Regions from separate parts of the Homo sapiens genome. Here region 1 is linked to region 2. A link is an interaction called in ENCODE POLR2A ChIA-PET data of the cell type or tissue named here. Cell type or tissue: GM12878. All regions are shown on one strand. Links, peaks and the distances in the headings refer to the core of each region. The heading gives the core; the rest is flanking DNA.

Evidence for each region. ChIA-PET counts read pairs that join two places held together with the same protein. Peaks named below come from ENCODE experiments on the same cell type or tissue, not always from the same donor. Only the 100,000 strongest peaks of a DNase experiment are listed, where the experiment ranks them.
Region 1: POLR2A ChIA-PET joins it to region 2 with 5 read pairs; 6 of 35 experiments call an interaction of 5 or more read pairs at or near these places.

Annotation. Positions count from the first base shown.
Region 1 is chr1:29,070,786-29,076,169 of GRCh38, reverse strand. The region is part of intron 16 of EPB41 (erythrocyte membrane protein band 4.1); the gene reads right to left. Among named protein-coding and RNA genes, the nearest start is that of TMEM200B, 50 kb to the left of the region's middle. In GM12878, for the core only: no CTCF peak of the experiment used is centred there; no DNase peak of the experiment used is centred there.
Region 2 is chr1:29,168,845-29,174,228 of GRCh38, reverse strand. The region is part of intron 1 of SRSF4 (serine and arginine rich splicing factor 4); the gene reads left to right. It also overlaps a transcript of MECR not described here. Among named protein-coding and RNA genes, the nearest start is that of SRSF4, 10 kb to the left of the region's middle. In GM12878, for the core only: no CTCF peak of the experiment used is centred there; a DNase peak (open chromatin) is centred at 2,868; H3K4me3 peaks cover 1,281 bases.

The DNA.
Region 1 (5,384 bases), core at 331-5,330, 98 kb after region 2:
TTGTCTGAGGGTAAGAATAGTGACTAGTTTCAACATGAGAGTTACCTTTAAGTATGTGAAGAAGTAATGTGGAAAAAGATAGAAAATTCTTTAAAATGCCTCTGTTCAGGATCAGTGAGTGAAAGCTACAGGGAAACAGATTTTCACTTAATATATGAATGATTTATATACAAACTCAGAGCTGTCCAAAGATGTAATATGTTATCTCAGGAGATATTGAAACAAAGACTGCAACACTGGCCTCCAAATCTCTAAATGATATTGCAGAGAAGAGTCAAGCACTGGAAGAGAGAGGAATTGAATTAGGATCCTATCCAATCCCTAAAATTCTGATAATGCTGACTCTTTGCATCCTTGTAATATATAATAGAGTACTTTGCTGGTGGGTGACAAATTAAATAAATAAATAAAATGAATGGTGGCCATGTTATCCCCTTAAATATTTTTCTATGTGTTTTATTGAGATAGGATCTTATAAATATGAAGACTTTTCTTTGAAGAGGTAGTAGATAAGAAAATGAGAGGCTCACCTGCCTTTGTTGATTTTGAGACAAGAAAAGATAGTTGAGACTCTATGCCTTCCCCTACCTTTCAATCTTTCAAATGTCAGAGTTATTCTATCATTTACCCAAAACAGGATTCTATGTTAAAGGGTAAGACACTGCTGCCTTCTAGGATTTTTCTTTTTTTTTGAGACAGAGTCTTGCTCTGTTGCCCAGGCTGGAGTACAGTGGCGCGATCTCAGCTCACTGCAACCTCCACCTCCTGGGTTCAAGCGATTCTCCTGCCTCAGCCTCCTGAGGAGCTGGGATTACAGATGCCTGATACCACACTCAACTAATTTTTGTATTTTTAGTAGAGATAGGGTTTCACCATGTTAGCCAGGCTGGTCTTGAACTCCTGACCTCAGGAGATCTGCCCACCTCGGCCTTCCGAGTGCTGGGATTACAGGCATGAGCCACCACACCTGGCCTAGGATTTCAATCACAAAAGATTTTTTTTTTTTTTTTTTTGAGACGGAGTCTCACTCTGTCGCCCAGGCTGGAGTGCAGTGGCGTGATCTCGGCTCACTGCAAGCTCCGCCTCCCAGGTTCATGTCATTCTCCTGCCTCAGCCTCCTGAGTAGCTGGGACTACAGATGCCCATCACCACGCCCAGCTAATTTTTGTATTTTTAGTAGAGACGGAGTTTCACCATGTTAGCCAGGATGGTCTCGATCTCCTGACCTTGTGATCCGCCCGCCTCAGCCTCCCAAAGTGCTGGGATTATAGGCGTGAGCCACCGCGCCTGGACACACAAAAGATTTTTAAAATTCCTAAAGTGTGTTTTCTCCACAATGTTATCTATACATTTAGTTAGGCTATTATTCAAGTTATTTGGCTTTTAGCCTGCATTTCTGATATGTGGGAACAAACTACTTTATCTTCCTTTTGTCTTTCAAGTTCTAGGATGATAGGAGTTTTGTTTACCAAAAGGAATCCTCCATGAATTTATAATTGTTGATCATAGCCACTGCTCTTCCTCTAGCCTAACTTTGTATGGCTTCCTAACTCTAATCCCATACCTTCTTAACCATTTCAGGTATGCTTTCATAGATCTGCACCAATGTGTTTCTTTTTGTGTCATATTCTGCTACAGTAAAAGGAGATACTAAGGCATGAGGAGTAACAGCTTCAGAAATGAGAGTGGCCTATTAATACTATCCACTAAAGTGTAGAGGAAGCAGATATGGTAATGCTACATGCCACACAAAACAGATTAATAAGAAGTTGTTGTAGTTTCTAGTACCAATATTACAAACGGTGTAATTTGAGTATATGAAAAAAAAGTGAAGTTTCTATGTATAATAAAAACAATATAATAGTCTTTTTCAAAGCTGCAGAGAATGCTATAGTTTGGGATTTTATAATTCCTGTGAAGAGGAATATAAGGGAAGGCAACTCTGTCAACAAATTTTGTATGTCTTTACTGTATTCAAAACCCTTGCCGAAAAAATAAAAGCAACAATGAGACCATGTCTCATATTAATTTTGCCCTGTTTTCCTTTTGTAAATACATGATCACTGGGTAAAGCACAAGTGTAATTTCTGCTCCATAATACCTTCTTAAAATTAATTAGATCTCTAATGCCTCATGTGTCCTATAGGCTTATCTATAGGAAGTACTACAGGCTTATCTATAAGAAGTATTACAGAAGTGACTTAGGAAACTAGGAGAAAGTGAATTGGGTTATTATATCCAAAGAAGTTTCAGAGTAAAATTTATAATATTTAATAGAAAGAAATGTACCAGGTCCTAGGATGCCAACTGGAAATCTATTCCATGTATAATATCCAGTCTAATCTTAATCAACAGAGTCAGCATCTTTTCCCTTCAAAACTCTTACTGAAGATGTAAATAAGTAGAAAACTTGACCCATGCAAACAATTCCCTTCATATTGCAAGTGTTAGCATGAAAGAAACTGGCTGAAAGAGAGGCCCAAAATATAGATGCTTGGTTTATTTTCAAGTATGATCCACTCTAATCATACCATTTGGATAAGATGAATTTATTAAGAGAAGGATAAATTTGGAAAATTAGTAAAGTGGTCAAATATCAATAAGGAGTAGATGGAAATAAACAGCTATTTAACGACTTACTTTCAAAATAAAAAGAAGTTAATGTATGTTTTTGTGTTTTTAAATTTTCATCTTCCCAGCTCCCAAAAGACCAAGAATTGAACGACAACCAGGGTCTCTGGTTCCTGGAATTTATTACGTATTCATTCTCATGAAGTAGGTTTGTCTCCACATTACTAGGTGGAAATCTGGGCACCAAGTAGTTAAGTGAACCTCTCAGAGTCACCCTAGAAATGAATAATGACAAAACCAAAGCAAAAACCCAAAATATTATACTGGTCTGTATTGATACCTTTACTCCAAATTATTTTTTATTTATCAGCTTGCCATTAAGAAGCTGAATCAGGGTAACACCAATATGTATTAGAATTTGCCTCTGGTACTGAAAATGAAGGAAGGAAACCAAGACTATTTACACTTTTTTTTTTTTTTTTTTTTTTGAGACAGAGTCTCACTCTGTCACCCAGGCTGGAGTGCAGTGGTGTGATCTTGGCTCACCGCAACCTCTGCCTCCCGGGTTCAAGCGATTCTCCTGCCTCAGCCTCCCAAGTAGCTCGGATTACAGGTGTGTGCCACCATGCCCAGCTAATTTTTGTATTTTTAGTATAGGTGGGGTTTCACCATGTTGCACAGGCTGGTCTCAAATTCCTGACCTCAGGTGATCTGCCCGCCTCAGCCTCCCAAAGTGCTGGGATTACAGGTGTTAGCCACCACGCCCAGCCCATTTACGCTTTATGTTGCAAATATTGGCAGTGTTACCTTTAGGTAATACAAAGCTGGAATGCCCAATATTTTTCCTCTGATAATTGTGATGGTATCTTTTGAGTCTGCATTGGTCAGCTTCATCCAATACAAGGGCTTGGCCATTCTCCTCTTAATCATTCTTACCCTATTGATAGAAGAAATGGCCTCTCCTTTGACTCTCAATAAAGATCTCCGAGGACTCTTGCTGCATTTCAGAAAACTGAAAAGTATCATTGGCTTAGACTTTTAATGGACTTGGAATAACTCCAATACAAAGAGAAATAAAATTCAGGGTGAAGTTTACAATAGTAATTAATAAAAAGCTGTGTATAAGGATGAAAACTGGAAATTCAGGAATTATAATCTGAAACAGTTATAAAAGTATAAATAAAGTTCTGATTATTTCCTTTTAATTCCTTAAAAAAAGATTTAAAATAATCTAACCAATTCTATAGTCCAATTTGTTATTTCATTAAGGGAAACTCTTGTATCTTTATTTCCCAGATAAAAGAGAGTACTCATGATTATTACTTTCTGTGGTAGAGAACAGCTTTGTAATATTTCAGGTCCCTCTTATTATGAGTGAATCAATAAATATACTTATTTACAAAATATATATTATAAATAGACATAGCCTGTGACATAAAAGATATATACGCACACCAAATTTTAAATTTTAACCTGGTCCTTGCTTCTTTTTCCATTTCTTGGGAAAGCCTATAATGACAGCGTAGCAGTTTTCAGGAAATAACAGATAATTATTTCTACATGTCTCCAGAGACAAGAGAACAATATTGGTAGATGTTGAAGGACAAAAGATTCTTGTCTTTACTGTTCTCTTTTTTTGCTCTAAGAGGCCATCTTCTCAAAAACAAAAAGTCTTGTTTAGAAGTTTCATCAACTGAAAAGCATTGAGAAGTAAAACAAAGTATAATAATCTTAGTTTGATAACCCTATAAACTCAGATTTCAAAACAAATATTTGAGACATTAACCAAATCATCCATATTGGTACATTCAAGTGCCATAAAAAGCAAGCTACATGCAAGGTTTCTTCAATATTGAGGTAAAAAATAACAGGTTAGGCATGTGAGTTGTCCTGAAGAGAGAGAGAGTGCCCACATTTACTTCAGGTAAGTCTTAGAAGTCAACATGCAAACAGAGGACACATACTTGTCACAAGTGAACTTGAGGTCACAAAGCCATTGATTAAAAACAATTGATTTCAACACAAGTACACGAACAAACAGGTCTGAAGTATATCAGGAAAACAAAGTATATCAATATATATTTTAAGCTTAGCAATGGCTAACTATTGCTGCTAGCAATATAATTAGTAAAGCCATAAAGAAGTAACACAGTATCTTAATTCAGAGAAGGGTTTATGTACAGATCTTGAGTAAATCTGTGTTCCAGACTTTTAAGGATAGGTAGAGTAGTCTGAGAATTTCAGTCCTGGCTGGAGGCTAAGGGGCACCAGCACCATTTTCCTTAAACCATATCAACACTCTACTTGTGAAAAGATGGCATTTAATCTTTGAAGATCTCTTCTATACACCAGGCAGGAAAAAGTTGTCTGTCCCTGTACAGCTCAGAAATACTCATAAAAAGGCCACAGAAGTCAAAAGCCCTTTTCCAGAAAAGACTTTTGTTTATACTGGTTTGATATCCTAAGAAAAGGAGTGGTTATGGATTTGTAGATTAAAACGTTATCATTTTAAGGCTTCTGAAAGGTTAGCGAGTTGAAATTTTTTCTTAAACTATGAAGCCCATGCCAAACAAATGACTATAGAGGATTAGGAAAATATTCCATCAAATGTATCTAGAGAGTATCCTGGTTTGTGTGAGATATTGGATAGGAAGACATAACAATAGTAAACAGTAAACATGCAGGATAAAAGAGTTAAAGCTTTTGGGAAGATTACCAACCTGCCATATGCTTAATTCTGATTTGTTTAAATTTGTTAAACTTCAATGCAGAAAAGCTGGCTTTGGGCAGTCCATTGCTACTCCTTTGTACCC
Region 2 (5,384 bases), core at 292-5,291:
TCCTATTTTTTTTTTTCTTTTTTCTTTTTTTTTTTGAGATGGGGTCTCAATCTGTCTCCCAGGCTGCAGTGCAGTGCAGTGGCATGATCTCAGCTCACTGCAACCTCTGCCTCCCGGGTTCAAGCAGTTCTCCTGCCTCAGCCTCCCAAGTAGCTGGGATTACAGGCGCCTGCCACCACACCCCGCTAATTTTTGTATTTTTAGTAGAGACACAGTTTCACCTTGTTGGCCAGGCTGTTCTCAAACTCCTGACCTCAGGTGATCCGCCCACCTCATCCTCCCAAAGTGCTGGGATTACAGGCGTGAGCCACCGCACCCACCAAGAGTTCCTACTTTTCTGAACAGTGCCCTTTATTATAATTTTTTAAACTAATTTTTTCTAATTAAAATGTTTAGAATTATATATGAGGAAATCATTTGGCAGCCTTTAAGGCTTGTCTATTTAGCCTATCAAGCATAACAAATTCAAGAACTTTTTGGACCAGGTGCGGTGGCTCACACCTGTAATCCCAGCACTTTTGGGAAGCTGAGGTGGGCGGATCACTTGAGGTCAGGAGTTTGAGACCAGCCTGGCCAGCATGGTGAAACCCCGTCTGTACTAAAAAGACAAAAATTAGCTGGGTATGGTGGCACTTGCTGTAATCCCAGCTACTTAGGAGGCTGAGGCAGGAGAATCGCTAGAACCCGGGAGCCGAGATTGCACCATTGCACTCCAGCCTGGGCAACAGAGTGAGACTCCATCTCAAAAAAAAAAAAAAAAAAGAAAAAAAAAAAACAACTTTTTAGGCCAGGCGTGGTGGCTCACACCTGTAATCCCAGCACTTTGGGAGGCCGAGGCGGGCGGATCACGAGGTCAGGAGATCGAGACCATCCTGGCTAACATGGTGAAACCCTATCTCTACTAAAAAAAAAATACAAAAAAAATTAGCCGGGCCTGTTGGCCTGCGCCTGTAGTCCCAGCTACTTGGGAGGTTGAAGTAGGAGAATGGCGTGAACCCGGGAGGCTGAGCTTGCAGTGAGCCGAGATCGCACCACTGCACTCCAGCCTGGATGACAGAGCAAGACTCTGTCTCAAAAAAAAAAAAAAAAAAAAAAAAAGCCTTTTTGACTCATTAGAGAATAAATGTAGGTTAATTGTAGATCATTTAGATATTATGAAAGCATAAAGTGAAAAGTATCATTAAGCATCCTTTTAAGATGGGTGAGGTTTTACGTGCAATTTTGTGTCACGCTTTTTTTACTTAATTTATCTCATGTATTTTCTATTACATTAAAATCTTCCTTATTAATGGCTTCATAAAATCCATTGTATGGCAATATTATGACTTACCCAACCATTCCTCTTATATTGTCTACCTTTTTTTTGGTCTCCTAATTCTTGCTGTTATAAGTAACCCTGTGATGGGTATTATGTGCATAAAACTTTGTTTGCATTTTTATTATCCCTGAGTACATATGGATTCCATGAAATAAAATTCATGTGTCACAGCAGGAGTGAACATATTCAAGTATCTCAGTGCATATAACCAAATAACTTTCCAGAAAAGCTACACCAGTTACACTTAACACCCGCAGTGTATGAGCATGCCCGTGTGATGGGCACTTCAACAGCATGGAGTACCCCTGTTGTGTTTGCTGGCCAGGCGTGGTGGCTCACGTCTGTAATTCCAGCACTTTAGGAGGCCAAGGCGGGCGGATCACCTGAGGTCAGAAGTTCGAGACCAGCCTGACCAACATGATGAGACCCTGTCTCTACTGAAATTACAAAAATTAGCTGGGCATGGTGGTAGGCTCCTGCAATCCTAGCTACTCGGGAGGCTGAGGCAGGAGAACCGCTTGAACCCGGGAGGCGGAAGTTGCAGTGTGAGATCACACCATTCCACTCCAGCTTGGGTGACAGAGTGAGACTCTGTCTCAAAAATAAAAAATAAAAATAAAAGATGCTAATTTACCAAGTGAAAAATAATCAGGAAGTTTTTCTTGAATGAATAATAAATAGAGATAGGACTATGAATTAAGTAGCATTCTGTCATTGTTTTATTAGTAATATAACTATTACAAATGTGATCAAATTTTTTTTTATTAAAAGTCACTTTTTAAAGTCAACTTACCCCCCAAAAAAGTGTATTATTTTTTTCCCCCAATATATGGGGAATTTAATTTTTTTCTGTCATTTTGAAAAATCAATGCCAAGAGATAATACCATATTGAGATTTTTGACCAAATGTTAACAGCGTAAATTGCCCTGGTTCAAGACCTCCACTCCTTGGTTCTTGGTCCCTTCAGTTTGTGGTATGAATAAACATCATTTGTAATTATTTGACTAAGTCATTTAAAATCCCTGTTCTTCAGTTTAATATACTGTTTTGCTCCTCCTTTCTCATTGAGGTACTGTATGAATTTAAGGGCCATACGAAGTATTTGTCCCTTCTTAAAAGATAGGCACAGGATATAGACTCGGTAATAAAATGTGGTTTGGGTTTCTAGTATTTTTTTATGCTTCCAGGTACCCAGAACCGCAAATTTTACTTTGAGCTCCTCAGAAGAAAGGTGCTCCAGGCATCTGAGAGAATACCGTTGGGGTGATACTTACAAATTTGTAAGCTAACACTGAAATCTTAAAACTTCCGAAAATATTAATGCATTTGTATGACTTATTTTTCAACTGAGTATGTCAAAGTACTTTATGAACAAGTGTTGTCCCTAGTTTGTACTGATGGGGAAACTGAGGCATGGGGTGATAAGGTGACTGGCCCAAGGTTACAAAATGAGTTATTGACAACTCCGGAAATAGAAGATTTTTTAAATTCCCATACTAGATACATGTGGGCATTGACATTCAAAGCTTCCCTCATGCTATTTCCTTTAGTCCTGTCCTTTGGGGATTGCCTCTGAGGGTGAGAGGGTAGTTCAGGTTTCCGGGCTTGTTCAGCCTTTAGTCTCTGTAGAGGCTTCCAGCAAGCTGACAAGTTACTGCCAAAAGTGAGACAGATGGTATTTTTTATGATGTTGTCCTTAGTTGGAGACTGCTAGTGATTCTCCTCCTCAGGCTACTCTTTGAAAAGCTGTAAGGTGGTATCAGCTTTATCGTGGTTGGCTGAGGAAGGATTTGTACAAGTAAATGTTCTCTGCCTTATTGTCATTCCTAGGGCCGTCTGGTCTTATAGTACCCTGAAGGTGAGGGATTAGATTATGCTCTGAATTTGTATGCCCATAGTTTGAGGAAATGTTTTACTTGAGTTTTCTGTGTGTTGAGATGAAAGTCTCCCAGGCTAAAGATTTCTGAACTGCACGCAATGTCTGAAGAAGCGCTTGAAAGGCACTTTATTTCTCCCAGGTCCCCAACCATGGGTTTAGGTTTTTATGCCAGAAAGGGGACCTTCATGAACAAAGACCCCCAAGACCTAGAGAGAAGAGGAAGTCTGAAAGAGGGAGGTTTGAATTCAGCCTTCAGGAATGAAGAGGGCAGACAGAGCAGGAGGCTCAGGCAAGGGAGTCAGGAACCACAGACCAGAAACATGGACTTGGAAAGGTTTTCATGTAATTGAAATGAAGCTATTGATCCATCCATTTTAAAAGAATTTGAAAAATTCATTAAAATACTTAATTAGTGGCATCCACTAATTAATAAAAGCATAGGGAGTGGCATCTTTAACCAAAAATGAAAATGAAGAAACAGACTCCAGCCCAGGGACCAGGGGCGATTATGAGGGACATGGTGCCTCATACAGCCAAGATGATCCAAGAGGCATCATCTTTAATGAAGCTTTAACACCTGGCAGCCTGCTCATTGTGTTGTTTAAGAGGTAAGTATGAACTGGTTTTGTTTGTAGCTTTTGTGTGGAATCAGGTAGTGCTGTCTGCAGAGTGTAAACCTTTATTTCTTTAAGTAGGAATAACAGATAAAGTAATTCTATATTAAATCCCAAGAGTTTTATTCTAAATTGGTAATGTGACTTTCATCTCTCGAGTTTTTTCAAATCGTTTTTAATTTGTGGTTGAGTCTTCACGAACTTCTTGTCATCAGGCAATAGTTGATTCCCCTTTTTTGAAAGCTTTCAATTTCATTTATCCTTAGTGTTGAAAAGTGTCAGAAAATTGAAATGGACACAGATGATTGTATCTGCCCTCCCTTTCAGGAAAGCCATGTTGACTTTAAAATATCAAAAAAGAAAGTTCAGTTATGATTGCAGGGGGTAATGATAGTTTGATCCACAAACTATTTGCAGTGTAAAAGTGAAATACCTTAGCTGACTTAGTTCATTTTTGAAAGTTTTGAATAGCTAAAACAAAGTTGGCAAATAGGCTCATAGAGTAGTTACAGAGTAAGACTAAATTCATATTTGATGCAGATTCCTCTCTACCTCCCATTCTGGGAGGATTTAGTTTTACTGTTTGGTGTTTAGGATAATGATTGTTCTGTTTTTCTCACCCTACTATGTGAATATATATTCTGTTAGAGATGGGCTGTTATCTGCAATGTGGACTCAATACCATGGGCTTGAGTTTGGTTAGTTCATCATTAGAGATTTTTTTTCAGCAGTTGGTTTACTTTATGAGAAAGGATCATGAGTTTAATTTTCCCACTGATATATTTGTGTTCTCATTGCTGAGATATAAGTTTCTTAATGATTTGTTACCTTTTTCTATTTTCCTAGACTAGTATTAAAATTTTGATGGCATATGGGTTTGGTTCCACTTGTAGAGAATAAATGTTCACAACTTACTGGTATTAGCACACACACATCACATGCAGAAATGGTGTTTTCTTGCCACTTACTCTTTCTCATAAGATGCTTATATTCCTGTGGGCATTTGTCTTCCACACTACAGCACATAATTTGATGAAACTGATTTTCTGTGCAAGAGCTTGTGTTTCTCCAACTCTGGTTTTATGGACCACTTTTCATTGGTATATAGGAGGCGGTTAAAACGTGGTGGTAGAATGCAGGTTTTAGGTTAGCTGGGTGTGAAGAATCCCAGGTCTTTGGGATAGTCTTGGCAAGTTACTCAACTCCTCTAAGTTAGTTTCTTGATCTGTCAGATGACAGTAAACCTCAGAGTTGTGAAAATTAAATGGATATAATGTGTGTAAAGCACTTAGCATAATGCTTTATACATCGTAAAACTTTCAAAAATAGGAGTAGTAATTATTACAAAGAAATGTGAAGAAGAGTCCTAGTGGGCTGCATGTTAAAAATAGTTTTTAGTTAATGAAAATTAAATCACATCTTAGATGTTTATCATCTGCATGGTACTTTTCTGGTTGCTGCTTTAACCTTTGTATAGTTGAAAGTCTGTAAACTTTCTAGTATTCTTTGATTTCTGGCCCATTTCCCTCCTACCATTCACGCTTATATTTTTTGGTTCAAGTCACCATTCCT